Regions from separate parts of the Homo sapiens genome. Here region 1 is linked to region 2. A link is a loop called in an ENCODE intact Hi-C map of the cell type or tissue named here. Cell type or tissue: Caco-2. All regions are shown on one strand. Links, peaks and the distances in the headings refer to the core of each region. The heading gives the core; the rest is flanking DNA. Region 1 overlaps PTPN14 (protein tyrosine phosphatase non-receptor type 14). Region 2 overlaps PTPN14 (protein tyrosine phosphatase non-receptor type 14).

The links. Hi-C counts contacts between places; a loop is a spot of excess contacts. Peaks named below come from ENCODE experiments on the same cell type or tissue, not always from the same donor. Only the 100,000 strongest peaks of a DNase experiment are listed, where the experiment ranks them.
Region 1: a loop joins it to region 2, with 7 times the contacts of the local background. A loop is called at or near these places in 3 of 110 quality-filtered maps.

What each region holds. Positions count from the first base shown.
Region 1 is chr1:214,359,489-214,367,823 of GRCh38, forward strand. PTPN14 (protein tyrosine phosphatase non-receptor type 14) reads right to left here. Exons shown (of 19, transcript NM_005401.5): 18 at 5,024-5,187. Among named protein-coding and RNA genes, the nearest start is that of SMYD2, 82 kb to the left of the region's middle. In Caco-2, for the core only: no CTCF peak of the experiment used is centred there; a DNase peak (open chromatin) is centred at 4,933.
Region 2 is chr1:214,503,934-214,512,268 of GRCh38, forward strand. The region is part of intron 1 of PTPN14 (protein tyrosine phosphatase non-receptor type 14); the gene reads right to left. Among named protein-coding and RNA genes, the nearest start is that of PTPN14, 44 kb to the right of the region's middle. RefSeq lists an enhancer at 1,071-2,048. In Caco-2, for the core only: a CTCF peak has its summit at 1,323; DNase peaks (open chromatin) are centred at 1,358, 2,810 and 3,378; H3K4me3 peaks cover 711 bases.

The DNA.
Region 1 (8,335 bases), core at 99-8,098, 140 kb before region 2:
CTGGGATTATAAGCGTGAGCCACTGCGCCTGGCCGAGAACACCTATTTTGAGACAGAGTCTTGCTCTGTAGCCCAGGCTAGAGTGCAGTGGTGCGATCATAACTCATTGCAACATCAACCTCCTAGGCTCAAGCAATCCTCCCACTTCAGCCTCCTGAGTAGCTGGAACTACAGATGCACACCACCACACCCGGCTAACTTTTAAAATTTTGTGTAGAGACGAGGTCTTACTCTGTTGCCCAGGCTGGTCTCAAACTCCTGAGCTCAAGTAATCCTCCAGCCTTGGCCTCTAAAAGTCTTAGCATTATGGGCATGAGCCACTGTGCCTAGCCTTGAGTCTTAAATGAGAACATTTTGAGTATTAAATGAGATTGCCTATGTGTGAATTCTTTGAGAATATATACGATGATATATACTATCATTAATGAAAGGAAATTAATTCAGTGTCATGGGTACTTGAGCAGATCAGAGGCTGTCACAGTGTCCTCTCCCCTCACCTTCACCATGTCCATCCTCCTGGACTAGCCAGGACACATACGGCTGGAGCACCCCTGAGCTGTGGAGGCCATGGTGGCCTCAGCACATTCACTCTGCTCTGGGAGCTCTTAACCCAGGGCAAATGATGGCACCCAGGAAGTTTTCAAGGGCTAAGCAAGTGTTTAAAAGAAAATAATAAAAACTCAGCTGTATGCCTGACTTTGTAACCTTTGAACCTTAAAAAATAATTTAAGCTATTTCCAAGCCGTGTATAGGTATGACATGACACGTGCCATCAGTCACTCTTGTTCAACACCAACTAAGGAATGCATATCACAAACTTGCGACGTTGCCTGGGCTAGAGTGCAGTGGTGCAATCACAGTGGTGCAAAGGGACAAAGTCAAGTCCCTGCCTAATAAGAAAAGAAAAAAAAGGCATGTGAATCTTCGAACTATGAATCAAAATACAGAGCCTAGGTTATAAGCTTCTGACAGTAACAAGTAGGTCTCTGCCTAAATTATATTGCAAAGTGACCAGTATAAGATGTGACCTAGAGCCACCTAATAATGAACTTAATTTCATGTTTGATGAGGATTACTCTGCGGTTGGGCACTGAAGATAAAAGAATAGAGAGAATAAGGCTGTTCCCTCCCCTACCCACCAAAGGTTTTAGCCAGGAGGCAGGATCACACTGGTGTTCAGAGCACAGGCTCTGAGTAAGGCTTCATCTGCTGAATCTCAGCTCTACCACTTCTTGACTGTGGGAAGTGGGCACATTACTTCATTTACTTATGACTCAGTTTCTCTTCTGTTATGTGAGGATACTGATATGGTCTTGGCTCTGTGTCTCCACCCAAATCTCATGTTGACTGGAAATCCCCAGTGTTGGGGGAGGGACCTGGTGGGAGGTGATTGGAACATGGGGGCAGATTTCCCTCTTGCTGTTCTTGTGACAGTGAATTCTCATGAGATCCGGTTGTTTAAAAGTATGTTGCACTTCCCCCTTTGCTCTCTCTCTCTCCTGCTGCCATGTGAAGACGTGCTTAATTCCCCTTTATCCTTCCACCATGATTGTAAGTTTCCTGAGGCCTCCCAGCCATGCTTCCTGTACAGCCTGCAGAATTATGAGTCAACTAAACCTCTTTCCTTCATAAATTACCCAGTCTCAGGTAGTTCTTTATAGCAGTGTGAGAATGGACTAACACAGATACTAACAGGACTTAGCTCACAGTGTCACTGCAAAGGCTACTTGTGTTAATACTATCAGGCTCTTAGAATAGTGCGTATACATGGTAAACACTAGACACAAGTTAGCTGTTACGATATTATTTTCAATGTTGTCACCATCACCACCTCCTCCACCACCACATCCTCCTCCTCCTCCTCTACCATCATCCCCATCTCAATTACCTGTAGGACTGAGCCTAAATGACAGTATATTGTCTGATATGTTCAAGTCTGGGGATATGACAAAGAAAGTTCTCCTGGTCTTCAATGAAAGGGTCCCAGCTGGCTTAAAGATTCATTCACTCCCACAGGCTCTGCTCTTAACTGCCCCCAAGCCAAGGAAGCACAAAGCAGTTGACAATTGCTCAATCTTGTCTAGAAGACATTTTCTCCTCCTCACTTTATGAAGGAGGTATAACTTACTCAGAAAAGCAGCAAGATCAAGACATCTGCCCTTTGGCTACTGAGATCCTGACCTTTTGTAATTAGCTGTAGCTGGAACAGACAGCTACATCCAAGGGACTGAGTGTCCTGCAGACCATAAAACGAGTGCTTTCTGAAAAACTCTATGCACCTTAAAAAGTCTCAGCTAACACTCAGTGACCAAAAGCACTGGGCCACAGGGAGGCTTCCCAGAGCAGCCTGGGACAGCTGTCCCCACTCCCCACTGCACAGCTACCAACCTCATTGTAAGTGTCTGTGTTTCATTGTTTCTGCTCAACTTTTCTGTGTTTAGAATGAGACTGAGAGGGACAAGTCCAGGAAAAAGAAAGGCCATTTCATTGACAGAATTAAAACTGCATGAATTACAGACTAAAATATAAAGTATGCTAAATCCAGAAGCTGTGGAAAGAAGGCAGGGGAGTTTGGACAGGAGAAAAATGGTCCCACAATTTAATATATATTTGTTAAAATCTTTGCTTGAAACACAAAATAAACTAAACATGGTCTACTCTTCTCCTGAAATAGGGGCTTGGATCTTACTAGCCAGGCCTGAACAGTACCAGAACAAAAGGAGAGCATTTCTCCCCGCTAACCATCTACCAATAGCAACCATGGGAAATAGGACAGATAAGACTGGCTATATTTGTGCTAGGGGAAGAGAAGTGAAAAATATGAGTCATCTTGCTATCTTTGAATATCAATGGGAACAGAAGTTCTTTTTGGGTTGACCACGTCCCAGCAAAGAATGTTCTGGCATGCAGTTGGGCACTGAGGAAATCCGCTATGTTTGGACACACCATAGAGCATTTAACCACCCTGAGCCTTCACCAAGTCCACAGGAGGCCACACTGGCCGAATCCCTTACTCCAAACTGTTCCGGATTTGATATGCTTGTCTGTGCTCTGCCAGACCAGTAACATCTGGTGTTCAGTGAGCCCCCATGTCATTGCCTCACTGAGGCTCAGCCTTTGATGGGTCTCCAAAGAGCTCAGAACAGAATAGTCTTTCGTGTCAGACAAGACAGAATGGCTTCTTGAGTTGAAAAGGGGAAGTAGGGAGCGGAGCACAGGGAATGGGGAAAGAAGTGGAGTGGCCAGGCTTACGCCTGTAATCCCATCAACTCAGGAGACCGAGGTGGAAGGACTACTTGAGCCTAGGAGTTTGAGGCCAGCCTGGGCAACATAGCAAAACCCTGTCTCAAAAAAAAGAAAAAAAGAAAAGAAAACAAGGGGGGAATTTGGTGACAAAAGTGATATGAAGGGAAGGAAAGGACGATTAGGTGGGGAAGGTGATGATGAGGCCCTCAAGCCATGCACACACTGATTCTACCTCATCTTATTTTGTCTTCCTAGCAATGGATGGATTGAGACTCAGTGGCAGGTTACTCATTGTTCTAGAGATTTCTAGAGACCTCTAGTAGTGATGGGAATAGAGAGGCAAACAATAAAAAAATCCTATGTGGGGCAAAATGGTAAAAACTCAGAGGGCAATGACATTTCTGTTATGTAGTCTCAACTGATTCCATGATGAACATTTCGCTCAAGCTTTGTTTTATGTTTTTCTAACATTGGGCTACAGTTGGGATTGCCCCTTTTCCAATTTTTAGCAGCACAAACATTCATTCCCATGGACAGACTGGAAGATTCTCAAAATTATCTTTTCATGGGCAGAGAGTTTAATGTCTAAGCTTAGCATTCGTTGTTTTCCTGGATGATTCAATATGACAAACTTCATGTAGCAATATTTAATCTGATTTTCAAACGATTCATGCTATTGAATAAATAGGTATATTATCATATAAATTCCTCCACAGAGTTGCAACAAATCATTCTGTAATTTAAAAACTACCAAACCACAAGTTTCCTTTAATTTTTCAAGCCATATAATTTGAAAACTGAGTAAGAACCAAATCTTACTCAGCGTTTGGAGGCAGAGTGAAGACAGGAAATAACTCTGGACCCAGACACAGACCTTGCTTCTGGCTTCAGTACCACTGCGTAAGAGCCACATGGCACTAGACAAATCATGTAATTATTTCTGGGCCTCAGTTTCCTCTTCTGTGAAATAGGAAGAGTGACATGTTCATGGCTCCTCTACTTGGCTGATATGGCAGGCAAAAGCCCCTTAAAACTTCTAATGTCCCACGTAGCTAGAAGGTAGAACTATTCCTTAGCTTTTGACTGCTGTTTGTCTCACCTACACAAAATTGAAAGTCTCTCAGTGTAACTCCCTAATCCTACAGCAGCAAAGGAATGCCACGCACCTTGTGTGCACAGGCTCAGCAGCACCCCACTTCTGCAGGGAGAAGGGGTAGGGTGACCCGCTGATGCAAAGACGGGGATGTTTGCGTGCTCAAAGTATCTACTCTGCTCCGCTACACCACGCAACAACCAGACTAGACAAGCAAACAACCCCTCAAACCTCACTCTGAAGAATGAAAAACATTTTCCAAGTAGACACATTTTCACCTAGCATTTAGGCCAGAACACATCCTAGAAATGCAAGATGCATCGAAACTATATGGGGTCAAATAACTCACCATGGAAAATTACCCACAATAAAACCAGGCTATCTACAAAATGCCAAAGACTTCTGGAAGTAGATGCCGCCTAAGATCACATTTTCTAAGTGTTTTCTATTGCACACCCTCATTTCTCCTGTTTTATCTGGGTATCTACACGGAGCAGTGGGAGGGCAAAAAGATAAGGAGGGCTGTAAATGTCAGAGTCAAACTAGGAACCAGGAGCCTGGAAAACTCTGGTTGGGAGACAGGAAATTAACCACTGAAAATGCAAGGGTGCAGGCAAAGGTTTGGCCAGGGTGTAGACTTGTCCCCAAGGTGGAGTATCCGGAGAGAAGCCCAGAATGACTCACTTCGTTATGTTCCAAGCAGTAGATCATCAGCTCAGAAAGAATGAGCACGCCGGTCCTTCCCACCCCAGCACTACAGTGGACCACGATGGGCGGGTGCCGGTTCTTGGTGCCTTCCAGCATGCTGTTGGTATGGCGACGGACCGACTGGATCTCCTCCAAGTAGGCTGCAGGACAAAATGCAAATTCTGTCACCAAAGTCCTCCATGGCTTCGCATGTAAGTTGGGGAGGGGGGAGCGGAAGAGAACTGATGGTGAGTGTGTGTGTGTGTGTGTGTGTGTGTGTGTGTGTGTGTGTTTTAAGTGACAATAATTTATAGTTCTTACAAGACACTAATTATTTGGCTGGTACCCAATGTACAGTCCTGGATCCAGACAGGACCAGCTGGGAGTCAATTAGTTCGTGGGAGAATTTGTTCTTTAAATTAAATAGTACTTTTTTAAAAATTAAATTCTGTTTTCCCCTCTGCAAATCCCTAAGTCCCTCAAGCAGATGATTCTAGACATTACTTACAGCAATTCCTGCTATTAACAGACTGGGATCAGAACAACTGCTAAGTCCCCTTGAAACGCCCGCCTGTCAGAGCCAATTTCTGGTGGGGAGAGAGCATCCATCTGCCCCTTCTTCCTTCCCCTCACTGATGAGTGAATGTCAACTGAGGCTTGACTTCATTTTTGGGTTTTAAAGTAGACTTTGGGGAGTCTGCTTTTCAGCATGGATTCCACGGGGCTATGTGAGTAGCCCAAGATGAACCCCCATTCTGGAGGCAACATGTGTGTGAGGTGGAGGGGGTCATGATACCCCCCATGCCTTCTAGCATCTGCTTGGCTCAGCAGGGCTGTGCAGGGAGGGGTGCGTTCATGACTCCAATTAGGCACAAAAGAAAAATCACAGGATTCCAAGCCTTAATGACTTTTTCACAACCATGACAAAAGAGAAAAGTATGGAAATGTAATCCTCAGACACTCCAAAAACCCCCAAAATGTAATTAATAATTTAGATTTTGTAGTAGCTCAGGACAGAAACAGGTTTAAAGGTTCTTGATACTCAGTGAACCTCATCCTAAGGCAAAAGTGTAAACCAGACTATAGGGGAAATGTTTACATTGTTGAAGAGAAAAAAGTAGGTTTGAACCATTCAAATAATTTCAAAGCACCTGTTTACAGACATATATAAATAATCCATACTTTCCTTTATAAACTTATCTAATTACAAAATAATCTGAAGTGCTTTACCAAAAAACCAAACTATTATTATCACTACTACTACTACTACGATGATGATGACTAGTAGTAGTTATTAGTACTAGTCATAGCAGTACTACTAGTAGTAGTAATGTACAATGAGATAGGACAAAATAAAAAAGAAAGAAGGGCTGGGCTCAGTGGCTCATGCCTATAATCCCAGCACTTTAGGAGGCTGAGGTGGGCGGATCACCTGAGGTCAGGAGTTTGAGACCAGCCTGACCAAGATGATGAAACCCTGTCTCTACTAAAAATACAAAAATCAGTCGGATGTGGTGGCACGAGCCTGTAATCCCAGCTAGTAATTCCAGCTACTCAGGAGGCTGAGACAGGAGAATTGCTTAAAAACTGGAGGCGGAGGTTGCAGTGAGCCAAGATCCCGCCACTGCACCCCAGCCTGGGCACCAAGAGCAAAACTCCGCCTCAATTAAAAAAAGAAAAAGAAAAGGAGATGCCGTGAGATGCATAGAGGGAGTAGTTACTATTAGGTACCAATACAAGCTAGATATTGTGTGTGGAATCTTCTTTACAATTTTTCTGCGAGGGGGAAAAGACATTAGGCAACTGAGTATTCTATCTGACCAAAGGCAATATTTACATACAAGAGACAAAGCTTTACTTGAGCTAAATTTAAGAAGAAAAATAAAAGGAATGTTGGGTAATACGGTAGATGCCACTTTCAAATAGAGCTTTTCATGTAATGGAGAGAAGGTGGATTCAAAGGATGTTTCCTCTATCAGTCATACTAATAAAGTTCCTTACGCTGTAACTCAATAAAGACTTCTGGCGGGCAGTAAACAATTTGGCTCAGGTACTCTGCATCCAGGTAATCTAATTTAAACATGGGCAAAAATCTTTTAAAACCTAGGAGAAACAGATTCAACATTTCTAATGCCCTGCACAGAATACGTGTATTGACTTTCCTAAAAGCATAATACATACATTTACATTCTTTAAAAATACTATGTATTGGCCGGGCGCGGTGGCTCACGCTTGTAATCCCAGCACTTTGGGAGGCCGAGGCAGGCGGATCACGAGGTCAGGAGATGGAGACCCCGTCTCTACTAAAAATACAAAAAATTAGCCAGGCGTGGTGGTGGGCGCCTGTAGTCCCAGCTACTCGGAGAGGCTGAGGCAGGAGAATGGCGTGAACTCGGGAGGCGGAGTTTGCAGTGAGCCGAGATCTTGCCACTGTACTCCAGCCTGGGTGACAGAGTGAGACTCCATCTCAAAAAAAAAAAAAAAAATACTATGTCTTTTTTGGTAATTTAGACAGGCTTTCCTTAATTGGTTCTGATTTAAAAGACTATACTTTAAAGTGCCTTATAAGCTCACTCTTTCATCAGAGCTGTTAGCCAATCAACAAACTGATCTATTTATATTATTTCCCTTTTTTGCTTCTTGGAGAAAATTTTAATAAGTCAATTAGCACGTGATCAGGTGAAAGAAATACAATGAGCACTGTTAGGAGGAAAAGAAGTTCTGTAAAGGTCACTGCCCTTATTTCAAGCTACAGATAACAAGCCATTTGACTTCAGGCAAATCACGAGTCCTCTCTGGATCTTACTCTAGATTCTCTGACTCCAATCATCCTTCTACTCTCTGCTTTCAGTGCCAAACCCCTCAAGTACCATCGTCACTTTCAAGGAAATGAAATGCTTGTATTGCTGGATAAGTACACATCGGAATATTTATTGGAACTTGTAAATCAGTATTTTTAGGTCTTGAGAACCTGTTCTCTCCCTCTGTCATTCCCCTTTTCTCCCATTCTAAATGAATACCAAAATAAAATCAAGGTTTTGACATGATCCAACATCTGGATCATGGTCCCTCCATGGTGGTCACAGGTCTTCCACTAGCTGGAGAGTCAACAACAGAGCAGGCACAAGGCTACAGGGAGCATCTGGGGCTCCTTTCCAGGTGGGTGAGTAAAGAACGGGGTCTCCTGACAAGCACAGGACAGTTAGATGAGCATGTGGAAAGCAAGAGGGAGAGCTGCAGCCACCGCTGAAAAGCAGAGGAGGGTATCAGATCTCATCTTTGGACGATGATGACTGGCCTGTCTTTCCC
Region 2 (8,335 bases), core at 327-8,326:
CTCTCATCATTTTGTACATAGGGCTTTCTTGTGATGGAGAAGTGTGAGAAATAGTCAGGAAACTTGGGTGCCTTCCTCAAACACACCTCTTCTGTAGAACCAGAGAATGGTCATAGGAATGCTGCGAATAATGTCACCACTTTCCCATTCCTCCCCAACTAGTAATGAGAATGTGGAAAACTCAGCTTAAAACTAAAGAAAAATCTTTCAATTTACATTATAGAACATTGAACAACTGCCGCTGCCTCTCCGTTAGCCCTACCTCTGCGAAGACCTTTATATTACACTCGAGGAGTCAGAAATACCATAGGAAGGCGACCCACAGTCAATCACCACATAGCCAGATAGGAAACCTTTTAGCCATGGTTGCATCCAAGCACATGGCAAGCACCGGGCAATGGGCAGCTGCCTCAAACACACCATTCCTGAGAACAGACTCAGCATCAGGTACTTCTGATGCATTATTCTCTCCTGATCTTACAGCAAAGCCCTGGAAGCCTGTGCTCTTCCTGTCGCACCAAAACTGCCTTCTGCCCTCAATCATTTTCCCGTAGCTGTCATGTCCAACTTGACGCAAGCAAATGGCAGGCACCCAGGAACGGGGCTCTTAGGACCACAATGTCCACAGAGGTGATGTCCCAGCCCCATCTCTGAATGACAAGAGTAGCACACCCATTAGCCATGAAATCGTACTAAGACACTTCCACCAAATTAAATTATTTCCAAGGCACCACCCTGCTAGGCCCTGGGGAAATGATGGTGAATGAGGCAAGGCACCAGCCTGAATGAGCTTAATCGAGGGGAGACCAATCCCAGGATAAGGGCTGGGTACAGAATGCTGGGGAATTTTCCTGCAGGAGGTAAGGTAACATACTGAATCTGCAGACAAGTAGGACTGGCTTGGACTAGGAAAAAGGAACTACCTTAGAGTAACAGGAAAGACTTGGTACTTACTGCATAAAGAGGGTGAAGGAAAATGAGTTTAGGTTGATCCAAACCCCCAGTGTGTTTAACTTCATCAGAGGTGACACCCTCACCAAGGTAGGGAATATAGGAGAAAAGATAGGTTTAAGGAAAAAGTAGATGAATTCTGTCTAAGAATTCTCTGTTTAAGATACTTGTGGCCAGTCTCATGGAAAGATCCTGACAAGCAGTTGAAATTTGGGGGCCCCCAACGAGAGGTCTGAGTTAAATATGAGTTCATTGTGGCGGTCATGTGAACAAACCCAGCTGTGAATACCCGCCAGGGAAAAAAAAAAAAGTGTGACAGGAGGACATGGGATCCAATGCTAGATGACACCTGACACCTACATTCAATGGGTGACCAGCAGGAGGAGAACCTTCAACAAACAGTGAAAGGGAACACCCAGGGAAGCAGGAGAAACATCTCGAGCAGGGGACTACCCGAGATGGTAACGCTTCAAGGAGAAGGATCTGGTCAATGTCCAATTCCAAAGGGAGGTCAGATAAGGACTGAAAAACATTCACCATGGCCAACAGGAGATGGCTGGTCCCTTCGGGGGGGTGGGGTGGTCAGTGCCCACACAGTGGTGGAGCTGCCAGCTGCGATGTAAGGAGCTGAGGACGGAATGGGAGATGCAGCAGCCTCAGAACTTTCTCAAGAGGCTTAGCTACAAAGAAAAGAGCTCAGCCTTTCATTACTTTTTCTTAATAGTTTGCAGCTGGGTGCAGTGTCTCACGCCTGTAACCCCAAAACTTTGAGAGGCCAAAGCTGGAGGATTGCTTGAATTCAGAAATTTGAGACATGCCTAGGCAACACAGCAAGACGTCACCTCTCCCAAAACTTTTTAAAATTAGCCGAGGTGGTGGCATGTGTCTGTAGTCCCAGCTACTGGGGAGGCTGAGGCAGGAGGATCACTTGAGTCTGGGAGTTTGAGGCTGCAGTAAGTTATGATTGTGCCACTGGACTCCTGCCTGGACAACAGAGTTAGACTTTGTCTCAAAAAAATCGAGTTTGTAATAAGCAGAAAATATTCCAACTCAGAGCGAATAGTCAGTTCAGCACAGATTTACAATGAACTCTCTCAGGGTAAACCTAAGCCCAGACACAGAGACAGAGAGACACTGGCCACGTAACCATGCATCCACTGCTTAGGCAGCAGTGAGATTACTATGAAGAAGGGAAGCCAAGGACAATTCCTTCGATTACTAAGGAAAGGAAACTAAGACTGATAACAAGTTAGGAATCATCAATAGCATTAATCGAAAAACTTCTCAGAACTGGGAAGAGCCAATTTCCGCTAGCTTTTTTCCTAAATATAAAAACTGGCCAGGCACGGTGGCTCACACCCTGTAACCTCAATGCTATGGGAGGCCACAGTGGGAGGATTGCTCGAGGTCAGGAATTCGAGACCAGATTGGGCAACACAGGAGGCCCCGTCTCTTAAATTTTTTTTTTTAAAATTTTTTAAATGAGCTGGGTGTTGGTGGCATGTGCCTATAATTCCAGCTACTCCCGAGGCTGAGACGGAAGGACCACCTGAGTTGCAGAGTTCAGGGCTGCAGTAAGTTGTGATGGTGCCACTGCACTCCAACCTGGAAGATAGAGATCCTGTGTCTAAAAGAAGAAAATAAATAAATAAATAAATATAAAAACTATTTCTAATGTTTACAGAATGTTTTTTAAGTAGGCAAGAATGCCAAAACCTTTAATTGGATGTGACAAACGGTAAAAGTGAAACTGTATCTTCGTGGTAGTGGGGTTCTGCCAGGTGGCCAATGCTCATTAACCAGGGATACAGGTGGCTCTCTCCCTGGAGTCAGCCATCACATAACTGACGCTGCACCCAGCACAAAACAGCCCCTGTGAGGGGAGGGAGACCTCGAATTTTTCTTTGCTCCCTTTATTTTCTTTCAAAAATCTTTTTCCAGTCCAGATGACTGGTCCTCATAAACAAGAATGTCTCGGTGGCATGTGCAGCATAACACACTAACATCTGCTAACAAGAGCGCGGGTTTTTTTTTTTTTCCATGTTTTGTACTGAGGAAAGGACCACTTTATATTGTCTCTACACAGCTGTGTTTAAGTTAAATGAAAATTCGATAGCAATCATTCTACTCGTCTCTAAAAGATGACAAACCATTCATGGATATCACCTGCTTTCTTTACCAAGAATGAGTCATAAAACTTCTGTGATATGCAAATGTTATTTGCAAAAGAAAAAAAAACTTCACAGTTCCACATACTTTAAAAAACAAACTATGAAAGGTATATGGTCTTAGTCAAAGGTAAGGAATGGTTAACCATTATTCATTCTGAGCAGTAGGTCTCATCAAAGATTAGGTGTATCTCTGGCATGTTGCAGGGATTAACCATTAACCCACTGGCTAACAATCTCCACTACCATGCCCCACCCCCATCCTTTTCAGCCCTCCATGTCTGCAAACCAGAAAGGCAGGAATGCCTCCTGTCTCTAAGGCTACAGATTTGATTAATCCTGCATCCATGCTCTATCAGTAAAGGACATCTCAGAAGTCAAGACACAGCATATATACCTTTTTATAATTAATCCTGAGTCAGTATAGCTCATCCTAGAAGAACACTTTCAAGACATATATAGAACACCTTTTAACAATGAAACTACAAATCAGCTGTCACAGAGTTAAATTTATTCTTCTCTAGGATTTGGGGACAGTAGACATGACCACTGTTTGCACCAAACTGATGTAATCAACTTTCTTTTGTTCCAGTCAATATCAATTACAGGCATATCTCGGAGACATTGTGGGTTTGGCTCCATACCACTGCGATAAAACGAATCTCACAATAAAGCAAGTCACACAAACTTTTTGCTTTCCCAGTGCATATAAAAGTTATGTTTGTTTTACACTATTAGTCTATAAAGTGTGCAAAAGCATCATGTCTAAAAAGCCAATGTTACCTTAATTTTAAAATGCTTTATTGTAGTCCCCACTACTCAGGAGGCTGAGGCGGAAGGATCCATTGAGCCCAGAAGTTCCAGGCTGCAGTGAGCTATGATTGAACCTGTCAATAGTCACAGCACACCAGCCTGCGCAACATAATGAGACTCTATCTCTAAGAAAAAAAAAAATACTGTATTGCTAAAAAAGGCTAAGGATCATCTAAGCCTTCAGCAAGTCCTAATGTTTTTGCTGGTGGAGGGTCTTGCCTTGATGTTGATGGCTGCTGATCAGCATGGTGGCTGCTGGAAGTTGGGTGGCTATGGCCATTTCTTAAAATAAAGACAATGAAGTTTGCCACATCAGTTGACTCTTCCTTTCATGAAAGATTTCTCTGGAGAACCCAATGCTGTTTGACAGCATTTTACCCACAGTAGAGTATCTTTCCAAATTGGAGTCAATCCTCTCACACTCTGCCACTGCTTTATCAACTAAGTATATGTTATATTCTAAATCCTTTCTTGTCGTTTTAACAATGTTCACAGCATCATCACCAGGAGTAGATTCCATCTCAGGAAACCACTTTTTTTGCTCATCCATAAAAAGTAACCCTCATCCTTTCAAGTTTTATCATGAGACCGCAGCAATTCAGTCCCATATTCAGGCTCCACTTCTAATTCTAGTTCTCTTGCTATTTCCACCACCTCTGCAGTTACTTCCTCTGCTAAAGTTTGAACCCCTCAAAATCATTCATGAGACTTGGAATCAATGTCTTCCAAACTCCTGTTATTATTATTTTAACCTCCTCTCGTGAATTGGGAATGTTGTTAATGGCACTGAGAATGGTAAATCCATTCCAGGTTTGCAATTTACTCTGCCCAGATCCATCACAGGAAACACTATCTACGGCAGCTATAGCCTTAAAAAATGTAGTTCTTAAATAATAAGACTTGAAAGTCGAAATTACTCCTTGATCCATGGGTTGCTGAATGGATGCTGTGTTAACAAGCATGAAAGCAACGTTCATCTTCTTATACATCTCCATCAGAACTCTTGGGTGACAAGATGCATTGTCAATGAGCAATAACATTTTGAAAGAAATTTTGTTAGAGCCGTAGGTCTCAACAGTGAGCTTAAAATATTCAGTAAACCATGCTGAAAACAGATGTGCTATCATCCAGGCTTTGTTGTTCCATTTACAGAGCACAGGTAGAGTAGATTTAGCATAATTCTTAAAGACTCTAGGATTTGGGGAATGATCAATGAGCACTTACTTCAACTTAAAGTCATCAGCTGCAATAGCCCCTAAGAAGAAAGTCAGCCTGTCCCTTGAAGTTTTGAAGCCAGGCACTGACTTCTCCCTAGCTATGAAATTTCTAGAAAAGGCTGTTTCATCCACATTGAAAATCTGTTATTTAGTGTAGCCACCTTCATCAGTGATCTTAGCTAGATCTTCTGGATAACTTGCTGCAGCTTCTACATCAGCACTTGCTGCTTAAACTTGCACTTTCATGTTATGGAAACAGCTTCTTTCCTTAAACTTCATCAGTCAACCTCTGCTAGCTCCAGCTTTTCTTCTGCAGCTTCCTCACCTCTCTCAGTCTTCACAGAATTGAAGAGAGTTAGGGCTTAGCTCGGGATTAGGCTTTGGCTTAAGGAAAGTTTGTGGTTGGTTCAATCTATCCAGACCACTCAATTTTTCTCCCTATTAGCAATAAGGCTGTTTTGCTGTTGCTGTTGCACATGTTATCATTCATGTGGTTCACTGGAGTGGCAATTTTTATTTCTTTCAAGAACTTTTCCTTTCAGTCACAACTTAGCAAACTGGCACAAGAGGATTATAAATCATGCTACTATAAAGACACATGCACATGTATGTTTATTGCAGCACTATTCACAATAGCAAAGACTTGGAACCAACCCAAATGTCCATCAATGATAGACTGGATTAAGAAAATGTGGCACATATACACCATGGAATACTATGCAGCCATAAAAAAGGATGAGTTCACGTCCTTTGTAGGGACATGGATGAAGCTGGAAACTATCATTCTGAGCAAACTATTGCAAGGACAGAAAACCAAACACCACATGTTCTCACTCGTAGGTGGGAATTGAACAATGTGAACACTTGGACACAGGGTGGGGAACATCACACACCGGGGCCTTTCAGGTAGCTTTCAGGCTATCTTGGCTTTCAATGTCTCCCTCACTAAATTTAATCATTTCTAGATGTTGCTGAGGTAACTGTAGGGTTCTTAATTGGCCTAATTTCAATATTGTTGTGTCTCAGGGAATAGGGAGGCGGGAGGAGAGGGAGAGATAAGGGAGGGAGTGGCTGGGCCATAGAACAGTCAAAACACACACAACTTTTATCAATTTAGTTTGCCATCTTATGTGGCACAGTTTGTGACACCCCAAAACAACTACAACATTAACATCAAAGATCCCTGATCACAGATCACTTTAACAGATATCAAGATAATGAAAGCGTCTGACATATTGTGAGAAATGCCAAAATGTGACACAGAGACTTGAAGTAAGCACGTGCCGTTGGAAAAACAGACTTGCTCAATGCATGGTTGTCACAAACCTTCCATCTATACAAGAAAACAGCAATACCTGTGAAACGCAATAAAATGGTGTATGCCTGTAATGACATTGCAATGAAATACAAAGATCACTTATTTACTTTTCCTATAGGTCCACTTTAGTTTTTCAATCCTTTCTGAATACACTAAACTCTGCCATTATCAGATGGTTCAGCTTTCTGAATAAAAACTCACACTCAGTTCTACTTCTCCTTCACCTGATTTGCCCTCCCAATCTCACCCCAAAAAGTTTAATCAGCTTCCATAGAGAAGTGCTCTCAGGAGGTAAGGCAATCCCTCTACTTTGGACACATAGCTAGAGACCATCTCCATATGTTTGGACTTGGTCTGGGCAGTTCTATGCCTTGGCTACCACACAGTAGGTCCTCTGTGAATGAATGATCTGTCCTCCAAGATCTGGCTTAAAGCCAGAGGCCAGAGTCCCCAGGTATAGTTATCAATTTGTTTTTTGTTTTGTTTTTTTTTTAAGAGATGAGGTCTTGCTCTGTCACCTAGGCTGAAGTGCAGTGGCACAATCACAACTCACTGCAGCCTCGAACTGCTGGGCTCAAGCAAGTCTCCCACCTCAGCTCCTGAGTATCCGTGACTACAGGCACACATGCCACCAGGCCAAACTAAGTCTTTGGTTTTTTTTTTTTATTTTTAAAACCACATCTCGCTGTGTTGCCCAAGCTGATCTCAAACTCCTGGTGTCAAGTGATCCTCCTGCTTTCCAAGTCACTAGGATTACAAGGCATAAGCCACTGCTAGTTGCTGATTCTTTAACAGCTTCTGAAGTTAGGCTGAATGGATAACCTTTTGCCTCTCTGTGCAAAAAAGCAATCACCTTGAGAAGACTTTCCCGTACTACAAAAGGTACTAATAAAAAATACGTTTTTATAACTCTTCAAAACTCACACTTAAATTGTGTGACTCAATTTAAAAACACAGACTACCAAATTGTAAAATACAAAAGCATCACTAATAAGCACATGAAAGATGCTTAGCAACACTAATCATCAGTAGAAATCAAAGCCACAGTGAGACAATGAGGTATCACCTCACAGGATGGCCCTTATCAAAAAAAAAAAAATAGAAAGAAAAGAAAATAACAAGTGTTGGCGAGGATGTGGGAAAAATTGGAACTCTTGTGCACTGTTGGTGGGAATACAGAATGGTGCAGCTGCTACAGAAAACAGTTCAGCAGTACCTTTAACAAATTAAAAACAGAATTCCCTTAGGATCTATGGATTCTCTTTCTGAGTATAGACCCAAAAGAATTTAAAACAGAGTCTTGAAGAGATATTTGCACACCCATGTCACAGCAGCATTATTCATGGCAGGCAAAAGGTGGAAGCAACCCAAGTGTCCATCAACACATGAATGGTTGGATAAACAACTTGTGGTCTATACATACAATGGAAGGAAATCCTGATACATGCTACAACATGGATGAACCTTGAGGATATTATGCTGAGTGGATTAAGTGTTCTGTCTTTTTTTAGATTCTATAATTCTCTGTTTGGCATCCATCACAGGGCCAGTTGCTATAAACTACATTGTATTATTTTCTGCCTTCTCGATGGTCTTAGATTTGTGGCCTTGCTGACTGGGGAAAGGCTGCATCTCCCAGGGCTAGTCAATTCTTAGAGGGCTAGTAAATTCTGAGGCCCCTGCCCCAGCACATCTTCCACAGGCAAACTCACCAACTCAGTGCCCACACCCCCAACCATCTCCTTTATCAAAAGCCAGTGTTCCATCTTGCCTTAAATCCACCCAGGGCCACCCACCAGACTGCTGTACCCCACAGCCTACCAGATTTACTCAAACTTGCCAGTCTTAGCTGCTCACCCTGTCCTACC